Regions from separate parts of the Homo sapiens genome. Here region 1 is linked to region 2. The links are chromatin loops, found by intact Hi-C in ENCODE. Cell type or tissue: gastrocnemius medialis. All regions are shown on one strand. Each heading gives the region's core, and the rest is flanking DNA. Links, peaks and the distances in the headings are about the cores only.

Evidence for each region. Peaks named below come from ENCODE experiments on the same cell type or tissue, not always from the same donor. Only the 100,000 strongest peaks of a DNase experiment are listed, where the experiment ranks them.
Region 1: it touches region 2 in a loop (2.5-fold over the local background); 4 of 110 quality-filtered maps call a loop at or near these places.

The regions. Positions count from the first base shown.
Region 1 is chr2:241,268,778-241,274,143 of GRCh38, forward strand. The region is part of intron 1 of HDLBP (high density lipoprotein binding protein); the gene reads right to left. HDLBP-AS1 (HDLBP antisense RNA 1) reads left to right here and starts at 3,387. Exons shown (of 2, transcript NR_168372.1): 1 at 3,387-4,907; 2 at 5,226-5,366. RefSeq lists an enhancer at 3,201-3,280 and silencers at 3,421-3,730, 4,001-4,280. In gastrocnemius medialis, for the core only: no CTCF peak of the experiment used is centred there; DNase peaks (open chromatin) are centred at 3,204 and 4,144; H3K4me3 peaks cover 2,869 bases; H3K27ac peaks cover 2,945 bases.
Region 2 is chr2:241,158,905-241,164,270 of GRCh38, forward strand. PPP1R7 (protein phosphatase 1 regulatory subunit 7) reads left to right here. Exons shown (of 10, transcript NM_002712.3): 5 at 309-439; 6 at 1,428-1,590; 7 at 4,381-4,497. Among named protein-coding and RNA genes, the nearest start is that of PPP1R7, 11 kb to the left of the region's middle. In gastrocnemius medialis, for the core only: no CTCF peak of the experiment used is centred there; DNase peaks (open chromatin) are centred at 2,887 and 3,853; H3K27ac peaks cover 2,722 bases.

The sequences.
Region 1 (5,366 bases), core at 321-5,320, 110 kb after region 2:
TCCAGGGACCTGAGGGAGTGATCTTTTAAGTGCCAAACTTCTAAACTTAACTATTTTGAAGTAAAATCCTCACAGAACCACTGGTGCTCTCCTGCATGGCTGGATCATCTTTCCCGTACCCCACATAACCGCTGGGCGGCTGAACCAGAAGAAGGGTTGTTGTGCTGGGCTCTGACCTACAACAGAATGTGGACCTCGGGGTCTCTGCAGCGCTTATGGTGACCAAGAGCTACCGTCTTCAAGAATTCTCCGTCTATTTTGCAGTTACTTTGTTCTTCTTGCTGTTAGCCTGTAAAAGTCCTTCAGTCCTTTCTAATCCACTGGGGATCTAGAAACCAGGTCATGAAATCGCAGGATTGAAAGGAACCTTCAAAGGCTGTCTGGGGAGGACCAAGAACTCTGTGAAGTAGGAGGGTGAGTCACCTTGCCTTAGGGGACTCTGGAGATGGGAGGCTGGCGACCACATGTGCTCCTCAACCATGAAAAGGTGGAACTGCTGACAGGAGTGAGGCATGTGTCTAAAATGGGAAAAGCAATGACAGTAACAGGAACACCCCACTCAACTGGAGAAGACTACTCGTACCGTGACAATAATCTTGCCCTTACGACACATGGGTCCGGAGCTGAGAAGGCGGTTCATGGCAATGGGGGAGCATCCAGTAGACTGGATTAAAGGGTCTCGCCTTTCCAGCAGAGGATGTGGACTGGTGGTATTTCTGGATTCTAATCTTGGTCATGAGTTTTTTAAAAACTCTAAATACAGGGCTTGAGTCACACAGGGAACCTGCCACAAACCAGAGACACTATGGGGCCCCAGATGCACCAGACACACAGATGTACCCCAAGACTGAAGGGGAAAGCTGGGACAAACTGATCAAGAGTATTCCATTTAAAAGCATCACCAAAATTCTAGTTTGCAAGTTTTAAAGATTAAAGTAAGAAAATTTCTCCAAAGTGTCAGATTAGCACATTCACAACTCGGCAAGAGCTCCTTGAGATTCCAAGTGTCTGTCCAGTCTGGGAGCAAAACAGGGCAGGGCACTCCAGGCTAAGGTGCCCCAACAGGTGTCCAGTGACACTTGCCTCTGGTCTCCCGCATCCACCCTCCGCCCTCCCACGCTTGCTTGCTGACTCTCACCTGGCATGGTCTCTCACTCAAGGTTGTCCCGGGCTCCAATGTCACTTCTTAAACCCAGACACCCACCCCCTTATCAAGCTAGGTTCTGGGCAAGTCTCTAGTGCCCAGTGACAGCCACACTAGAAGTCTGCAAAATGCAGTTCCGTCCATGTCAGCCCGCACCGACTCTCCAGCACGGAGCTGTGATGAGCCAATCCCCACTGTGCACCCAGTGTCAGTCTCTTCTGAGACCACTCACACACCCTTCAGAAGCCAAGTCCAGCCGGACCCTATACTGAAAGGAGTCTCAACATAAGGGAACCTACTCCTGTGTCTGAGGGAGACCCTGGAGCAGAGCCTCTCATGTTCCTCAGGCGTGCACAGACCCTCAGGCAGCCAGGTAAGGCAGAAGGCAGACCTCCAGAAAACTCCAGACTGGTTTGACAGGCTATACTGGGTCCCTAGCCTCCAGATTCCAAGTGGCAGTTTGTCAGAGCGTGTAACGAATGGTTCACAACTAGAGACACATTTAACATCTAGGGTTCTGGTATCATCAAACAACATTTTGTTTTTCTTCTAAACAACTCAAAAACCTGTTTTCGAAGACTGCGTTTTAAGCAAGCATTTGATGACCCACATGTAAATGCAGACCCTGTCCCCACCTGAAATTCTGGGTGAGATTTTCTTAAAAGTCAGTCTCATTCTCCTTCTGTGCTCCCAATCCAGTGAGGCACAGCCCAGGGGTCCACCTGCCTCTGGTTCAACAAAGCAGCACCTAAGAAGCTGACCCTACAGCCCCATGTCCACCCCGCACTGCTACGCCCTGCTCCTGGCTCTGCCTTCACAGACAACACCCACGAGGGTTTAATCCTGTTCCATGTGGATCTTTCAGCAACCCCAGGACAGCGCCAGGCAACTCCACTTGCTATCTGAAGTTCCCAGGATACCTTGGGCAGGCCTAGATACCCAAGAACAGAGGCTAACATCGGGTATCTCAGATTCTCACTGGATCTAACAGTACTGTCCAAATCAGGATTGAAAGGAACCTCAGATATTAATCTAATCCCATTTCTTAATACCACCAGGGACAGGAAATTCATGGCCTTCTCAGGGCCCGGGTCCACCCCTGCATGGCTGTAAACGCTCCACCTCAAGTTATGACAAAATCTACAACTTCTTTCCCCTTTCTGGCCATGGAGAACAAGTCCGCTCTCCTCCAAGGCTCCTTCTGGTAGGTGAGCCCTATCTCCTGTCTCCTTCAGTCCCTCCCATATGGCCCCAGTCCCTTCGTGATTCTGGCTCTCCCAACTACTTTTCCCATAGGAAGCTCGGATCAATCAGTGTCCAGGTCCACCTAATGTAAACCTCAAACTATACTGAACCTGGACTTTTAATTTTGTTTCCCAGAGTGCAAACATCCAAAGCAAAAAAGGTCACATCTCAGAATTTAACTTTCAGCAAACAGAACTAGAACTAAAGGAAGGAGGGCAGGAACCAAGACCCCTTTCCGCCCTAATACGTGTAGAGCAAAACGTGGAGTCCTGACAGAGCTGTGTGTTGCGTGGGAAACCTGGTGCTTACAAGTTTAGCACAAGTCTAACAGGTTTCTGACAGCAACAAAAAAGGCTTCACATGAGGGGTTCTACTTTTTTGCTTTTAAACGAGGAAGTAATTAAGTTGATTCCCTTGTGATAAGTTTTGCCAACTACATATTCAAGGGGCAACAGTCTTCGAAGAGAATTATCAGTAATACTCCAGGAAGAATTTCATTTCAGCCTCAGTTAATGAGACCCGCAAGTGCTTTAAAGCACCAGACAGGACCGGGTATGGAGGGCACCAAAAAAGCCTCCGGCTGAAACCCAGACTTCTCCTCTTCCAAAACTAAAATTACTCAAGACCACAAACCAAAGTTCAGAATGGGAAAATAAAATCCTGATCCACTCAGAGATCACAAGATCGAAATCTAGGAGAGACCACAGGCGACTGGCGAGCAGAAGGCAGGCTCCGCTCCGCACTTCTCACCAAGTTCTGGAAGTCGGCACCCATCCTGCATGGAGGAACTTTCGCAGATGCCACCTCAGCACGGCCCTCCCACAGGCCACGAGGGCCCGCGGGCGGGGACAGGCTTAAAGGGACAGCAACCCCTCGGCCTCCCCGCCTTTCATCCAAATTCGGTACTTTTCCGTAATGTATTTTTCATCCACGACCCTGGGGCACGTCCAAGTTGCACTCCAGGCCCAAGAAGAGCAGCTTTCCCCACCCCCGAACACGTAGACTGACGCGGGCCCCGCGCGGCAGGTGGAGGTGCTGCGGGGGCCCCGCCGCCCGGTCTGCGCCCAGACCCCCGCCCCGCCGCCACCTGGGGGGAAGGACCCCGCTGGCCTCCCAGGGACCCCCACCCTGGCCGCACACGGCGCCCCCGCCGGAGCGGGGGAGGGGAGGGCCGGCCCCGCCAACGTCAGCGACCTGGGCTCAGGTCGGCCGCCCCTCCGCGCCGTGCGGCCACGGCACCAGGGGTGCCCCACCGAAGCCCCGGGAGGAGGCGGGGGAGCCCAGCTTGCAGCCAAGAGCGGCCCAGCGGCGCCACCGGACTTGAGAAAGTTTGTGCGCGCCCCTCCGCGCCACGGCCACGCGCAGAAGAGACTCGGAGCCGGCCCCAGGTCTGGCCCGGAACCGCCACGCGCGGTAAGCAGGACACCCGCGGGCGGGGGCCGCAGCCTGGGGCCCGGGTGGGGGCCGCGGCACCCGGGCCCCTCCCCCTCCGCGGCCTCCACGTCAGCAGCCACCCCCCACCCCCCCGCCCGGCAGCCCGCCCGCCCCGTCCGCCCGCCCGCCCAGGCCTCCCAGCCCCGTGTTGCGCGCTCACTCGTGGGCCCCCGCCCGCTGGTCCTGCCGCTGGCTTACTCGCCCCCCGCGCGGGAGAAGCCGGGACGCTCCGAGGCGCGGCGCCCGGGCCCCGGCTGCTATATAGGGCGGCGGCCCAATCCCGCCTGGACACGTCAGCGCCCGCCCGCCCCGCCGCTGGGGTCCCCGCCGCCCCGGGCCGCCCAGCACCCGGGAGGCCCACCCAACTGCAGGCGTGGTTCTGCATCCTTTTTTCGGGTGGGGAAGGCGGTGCCGAGGAGTTGGGAAATTAATCACCTCCAGAAAGCAGAGGGAGCGCGCCCCGCAAGAACCCGAGTGGAAACAACCGAAGACCAGAAAGGGAGCAGGAAGGACGGCTGCTCTGGAAGCAGATGTCACCAGTACCGCCCACCTCCCCAAAATCAGAAGAAAAACCTCAAAGGATGCCCACCACATCGTAAACGGATGGCCACACTGGCACGAGGTCCTACAGCGCAGTGAGGCTCCCAGGCGGCTCCAGGGCTTTCATTCCCTCATTCCTGCGTGCCTATTCCTTATGTCCCTCACTTTTATAAACTATCCCCACCCGATTCCTTGGCAATCAACTTAATCTCCCCCCCAAAATGTAAAATCCCCTTCCTTTAAAGCGTGTATTACTTATGGCTCCATCTCTACATAGATGTATACACGCAAAAGAACCGGTGTGTGGCCTCTGAGCCCACGGTGGATACGCAGGACTGGGCGGAACGGAATCCCTACTCTCGGGGTCTCCACCCTCCGGGAAGGACTTGTCACTTCTGCATCCATTGTGTTTACTAAGTGATAACTGCCACTGTTTCTTTTAAGGGTATAAAGGGAGTCGAGCAATCTGTAGAGATGTCAGTCTGAACCTCTGGCAAAGTCGCAGGTCAACAGAATCCTGCATAGGGCACAGGATCAACTACAGGTATCTGGGGACAAGACCGTCCCACACAGGGGAAGAGGTAGGGGCACACCCAGCCTTACCCAGGGAATGGGGTCAGGTCCGCACAGCCTGCAGCCAGGCCACGGGTGCTGTTGAGGATGGTGGGAGCTGGGTGGGGGCTGCAAGCAGCAGAAGGCAGGATCAGACGTGTTTTTTTTTTTTTCGTGGAACACTGACACTAAGTGGCAGGGGAGGGGAGGGCAGGGGAGGCCTACTATAGTTCAGTCTAAAGATGACAATGGCTTGCATTATGGTGGGCATAATGGAGGAAATAAATGGCCAGATTTGGTATATATTCAGAAAGAAGCACCAAGAAGTTCCTTATTGACCAGAAGAGGGGTGTAAAAGAAGTTAAGAAAGACACAGGTTCTTGGCCTGAGTGACTGGGAAGAGCTGCCCTCACTGAGGTGGGTAAAATTCAAGGAAGACTGGATGGATAAG
Region 2 (5,366 bases), core at 168-5,167:
TTCTGCCAGGAAGTGGCAGACACCCACACCCCAGGCCAACGCCTCCCTCCCCAACTGGCCTGCTTGGTGGGGAGCCTGCCTCCTGCCTCCCTTTGGGTTCCCGCCCTTCCTCAGGTGTGTTAAGGAATTATAGCTTAGTGCCCTTGCCCACCTGCCTCTCAAAGGTCAGCACCTTTCTAGGAAACAGCAGGAGAATGAAGACATGTCCTTCTACCAGAAAGGCCTTTCTTGTGTCCTCCAGTATCAGCTGAGGCCTTCTCGTGGCCTCCCCCTTGCCTGTGTCAATTGTCCCTTTTCCCATCCCCCAGACTCTCTGCCTCCGCCAAAATTTAATTAAATGCATTGAGAATCTGGAGGAGCTACAGAGTCTTCGAGAGCTGGATCTTTACGACAACCAGATCAAGAAGATTGAGAATCTGGAGGCGCTAACAGAGCTGGAGTGAGTCATGAGACCCACAGGAGAACAGCATGGTGGGAAGGCCACTGGGTGGGGGGTGTCCAGTCTCCAGAGCCAACCTCCTGCTGGCTCTTAGCCCTTGAGAGGCTGCCTCTGCCACAGGGTCCTGCCCTGCATCTGAATCCCAAGTCTCTGCCTCCTGTTTTCAGGGCTCCAGGAGGCCTCATCGGCTTCATGCATGTCTTTGGCTTCCTGAACAATCCTGACTTCCAAAGTAAATCTTTGATGGGAAGGCTGCAGTGGGGACTTCTGGAAAGCCTCCATTCAGGGATGATACTGAGATCGGTAGAGAGGAAAGTTAATCCAGAATTGCCTCTTGCCTTTTGAATACTCTTTTTTTTAATTACAAAAAAAAGTGACATTTCTAATTTAAGGAGTCAGGTCCTAGGCCAGGTGCAGTGGTGCATACCTGTAATCTCAGTGCTTTGGGAGGCCAAATTGGGAGGATCACTTGAGCCTAGAAGTTCGAGATAGCCTGGGCAACATAACAAGACCCTGTCTACAAAAATTAAAATTAAAATTAAAAAAGAAGGAGCCAGGTCCTAGTTATAACTTTACCTGGATTTCTGCCCTTTGTCGCTCATTCATTTTTGCTTGTTTTGTTTCTGTTTCTAATTCAATACTTCTCAGGCCCCTTCTGTGTGCAGAGCCTGGTGTGAGGTCCTGTCATGGGCACAAGTGTGAACAAAACATAGTTTCTGCCTCAAATACCATACTGGGAGCCAGGGCATCAGGAGCCTGTAGGCTGCCTCTGGCTTGCTCCGGGCTCCTGGGCAGCCTCCAAATCCCTCATGACAGCATCAGTGTGAGCCAGGCGGCAGCAGGGGCACAGTCAGAACCCCCCACCCTCTCCCACCCGGTAGTGACTGCCGTCCCCTGATGGGGACGCCACCTTTAGTGGTTAAATTGTGAGTTCTATGCAACCTATGCTCGTGAAATTTTTTTAAAAAACTGTTTTGGTTGTTCTCAGGATTCTAGATATTTCTTTTAATCTGCTGAGAAACATCGAAGGGGTTGACAAGTTGACACGACTGAAAAAACTCTTCTTGGTCAACAATAAAATCAGTAAAATTGAGAACTTAAGCAACTTACATCAACTACAGATGCTAGAGCTGGGATCTAACCGCATCCGGGTAGGTGCAGACAGCCCTGACTAGTATATTCAGGGAGAGGCAGCTAGCGGGCTGTGTGTGGACTCAGTGGGTGTATGTAGAATGCATGGTGAGTCTGCATTTCTTACAATGCTGTGATTTTTTTCATGAACAAGGAAATTACTATTTTTTTAAGAAAAAATGCTAACTGAAAGTCAGTATCAGTAAGTCCTGAGTGGTCTAGCCTTTCTTCCGCACGTAGATTTCAGTTGCTCTTCATCCAGATCATGACCCTGAATCACACTGTTCCCAGTTACATTCTGCCTGAGATGAACCAACCAACCTGAATGCCTTGCTCTTGAACTTCCTCATGGTCATCTTCTCTGGCATGCTTCTTCGAGATGAAAGTTTCCCAAGCCCAGCAAAGTGGTCACTTGGAGTGAACTGATGTACATACCGGGGCTTTAGAAAGCCTCTTGATCATGGTCATCTTCTCTGGCATACTTCTTCGAGATGAAAGTTTCCCAAGCCCAGCAAAGTGGTCACTTGGAGTGAATTGATGTACATACCGGGGCTTTAGAAAGCCTCTTGATCATGGTCATCTTCTCTGGCATGCTTCTTCGAGATGAAAGTTTCCCAAGCCCAGCAAAGTGGTCACTTGGAGTGAATTGATGTACATACCGGGGCTTTAGAAAGCCTCTTGATCATGGTCATCTTCTCTGGCATACTTCTTCGAGATGAAAGTTTCCCAAGCCCAGCAAAGTGGTCACTTGGAGTGAACTGATGTACATACCGGGGCTTTAGAAAGCCTCTTGATCATGGTCATCTTCTCTGGCATGCTTCTTCGAGATGAAAGTTTCCCAAGCCCAGCAAAGTGGTCACTTGGAGTGAACTGATGTACATACCGGGGCTTTAGAAAGCCTCTTGATCATGGTCATCTTCTCTGGCATGCTTCTTCGAGATGAAAGTTTCCCAAGCCCAGCAAAGTGGTCACTTGGAGTGAACTGATGTACATACCGGGGGCTTTAGAAAACCTCTTGATGCTGACACACTCCCAAAGGCAGTGCTGAGTTGGGCCTTCCTCCCTGGACAGCTTTATACTCCTGGACACCGTCCCCAGCAGGATTAGATCTGTTCTCCAGGATCCATTTGACCTTGAAAACGTGGGACAGAATGGAAATAAAAGAATTTTGAAAAGTGATCTGGTGTTCCACAGAAGCAGGATCAAGTCTTCACCAGCTGACTCATAACCACCGTCATGTGCTGGAGGGGAACTTGGGAGGGCGTCCCAGGAGGACTGACATTGGAGGTGGATCTGCCAGGCAGGGAGGAGGGAGGGTTCCCGTGGGCAGGAAGGAGGACTTCTCTCAGCCAGAAGAACACTTGAGCCCCGTGCCTGGCTCCTAATCAGGGTCATGGCACGGAGCCTTTGCTCCCCCGGCCTGGCTTAGTGGCTTTGGCAGCTGTGTCTAAGCACATCCGCCCCTGCCCATGTTCAGAATGCCCCTCTACTTGGCTTCTGGAAGTATTACAGCATTCTCTGTCTGTCCTGGGCCCTTGAGAGCTTGGACAGGATACAAACCAAGGGAGGGTGGTTTTGGCAACAGTCTCTTGACAGTTATTGTTAGAGATGTCATGGCCACAAATAGCAAAGCAGCACATTTAAAACTAGAGAGCAGCCCAGATGTCCGCATTTTACCAAGTGTCTCACTATGGAACTTTCTAGGGCAACAGTGGCTCATCACAAATTAATGCAGGCTACAGCATGTGAGGATGCCCCTGCCCCCGCCAAGTCCTGCAGTGGTGTGTGGATTAGCACACCATCTCCCCTCCTAGAGTCCCCACCTGGTTAGCATGCACCTTATCTGGTTATTTTGTGTCTGCTGAAATATTTAAAGAATGACTTGTTCTGAGAGAGAGTGAACTGACAGAGGAGGGAAACTGAAGTCAAATCAATAAACAGTCATTAAACATCCTGCTGTAGGCAAGTCACCATGGGGAGACCAGACAGGGCAGCGTGGTCACTGCCTCTGGAGGTTTATGGTTGAATAGAGGAGCACACGATCACAGCAAGAGTGATGTAGGAGGGTGTGGAAACTGGGCAAGAGGGGCAGAGTGCTGTGGTGTGAGGGCCCCCCAGGAATCCTAAGTGAGGGTCCCAGGATTTCAAAGACTTGAGGTCAGAGTGCCCCGTACCTCTCTTCTGTAGAGACTGAGGCTCTTGGGAGGACTTTTTTTTTTTTTTTTTGAGACGGAGTCTCGTGCTGTTGCCCAGGCTAGAGTGCAGTGGCACAATCTCGGCTCACTGCAAGCTCTGCCTCCTGGGTTCACGCCATTCTCCTGCCTCAGCCTCCGGAGTAGCTGGAACTACAGGCACCCGCCGCCACGCCCAGCTAATTTTTTTGTATTTTTAATAAAGACAGGGTTTCACCGTGTTAGCCAGGATGGTCTCTATCTGACCTTGTGATCCACCTGCCTCAGCTTCTCAAAGTGCTGGGATTTCCACGCCCGACAGGGGGACATTTTAATGTGTCAGCTCACAAATTTAGAACTGGAAGGGACTTGGGAATCTACTGGTCCTTGGGTTCTGAGACTGTTCCTCAGCACCCCAGGAAATCTGAGGGTTGGGAATGAGCTCAAGACAGTCTTGGACTCGCCACTATTGTATTCTACCTTCAAGTAGGATTTCCACTGGAAGTCTTAGCAGATACGTCACTAGCCCCACATCGCAGAGCTGAAGCCCACATAGCTCTGCCCCGGTCCAGGCACCTGCTGGCTGCCTGGGGCAGCCTGTCAACTGCAGTACTCATTGCTGTTCTGTCCTTTCCACAGGCAATCGAAAATATCGACACCTTAACCAACCTGGAGAGTTTGTTTTTGGGGAAAAACAAAATTACTAAACTTCAGAACCTGGATGCGCTCACCAACCTGACAGTCCTCAGTATGCAGGTACGGAGCTTCCTGAGCCGCCCTTCCCTGCGAGCCCTGGCAGGGCCAGCGCTGCTGGACACAATCTTAGTTTTTATCCTTCACTGCCTTCACAATTGGCACTTCGTTGCACTATTAGTAAGCAATTGAAACATTAGATGCCATAGACTTTATACACACATGTGCCAAGCAAAAACTTGATTCTCTTTTTTATTTTTTATTTATTTTTTTCACTTTTTTAGAAACAGGGTCTTTATCTGTCACTCAGGCTGCAGTGCAGTGGTGCTGTCATAGCTCACTGCAGCCTCCAACTCCTGGGCTCAAGCCAGCTTCCCACCTCAGCCTACCAAGTCGGTAGGACTACAGGCATGCACCACGACCTTCAGCTAATATTTTGTCAAGGGGGTGAGGAATGGAAGAGATGAGGTCTCACTATGTTGCCTAGGCTGGTCTTGAACTCTTGACCTCAAGTGATCTTCCTGCCTTGGCCACCCAAAATGCTGGGTTTACAAGCATGAGTCACCACTCGTGGCCTTTCTTTTTTTTTTAAGAGACAAGGTCTCACTCTGTCATCCAGGCAGGAGTGCAGTGACAAGTGCATTCATAGCTCACTATAGCCTCACACTCCTAGGCTCAAGCAATCTTCCCTCCTCAGCCTCCCAAGTAGCTGGGACTGCAGGTACACAGCACCATGCCTGGCTAATTTTTGTATTTTATGTAGAGAAGGGGTTTCCCTATGTTGCCCAGGGTGGTCTTGAACTCCTGGACTCAAGCAAACCTCCTGCCTTGGCCTCCCAAAAAATTTCTTTCTTAAGTGCCATGTTTTTGGCTTTTTCCACCCACCCACCTCCCCCTTCTGCCCCAGTAGCAGTCATAGATGGTTTTTAGCC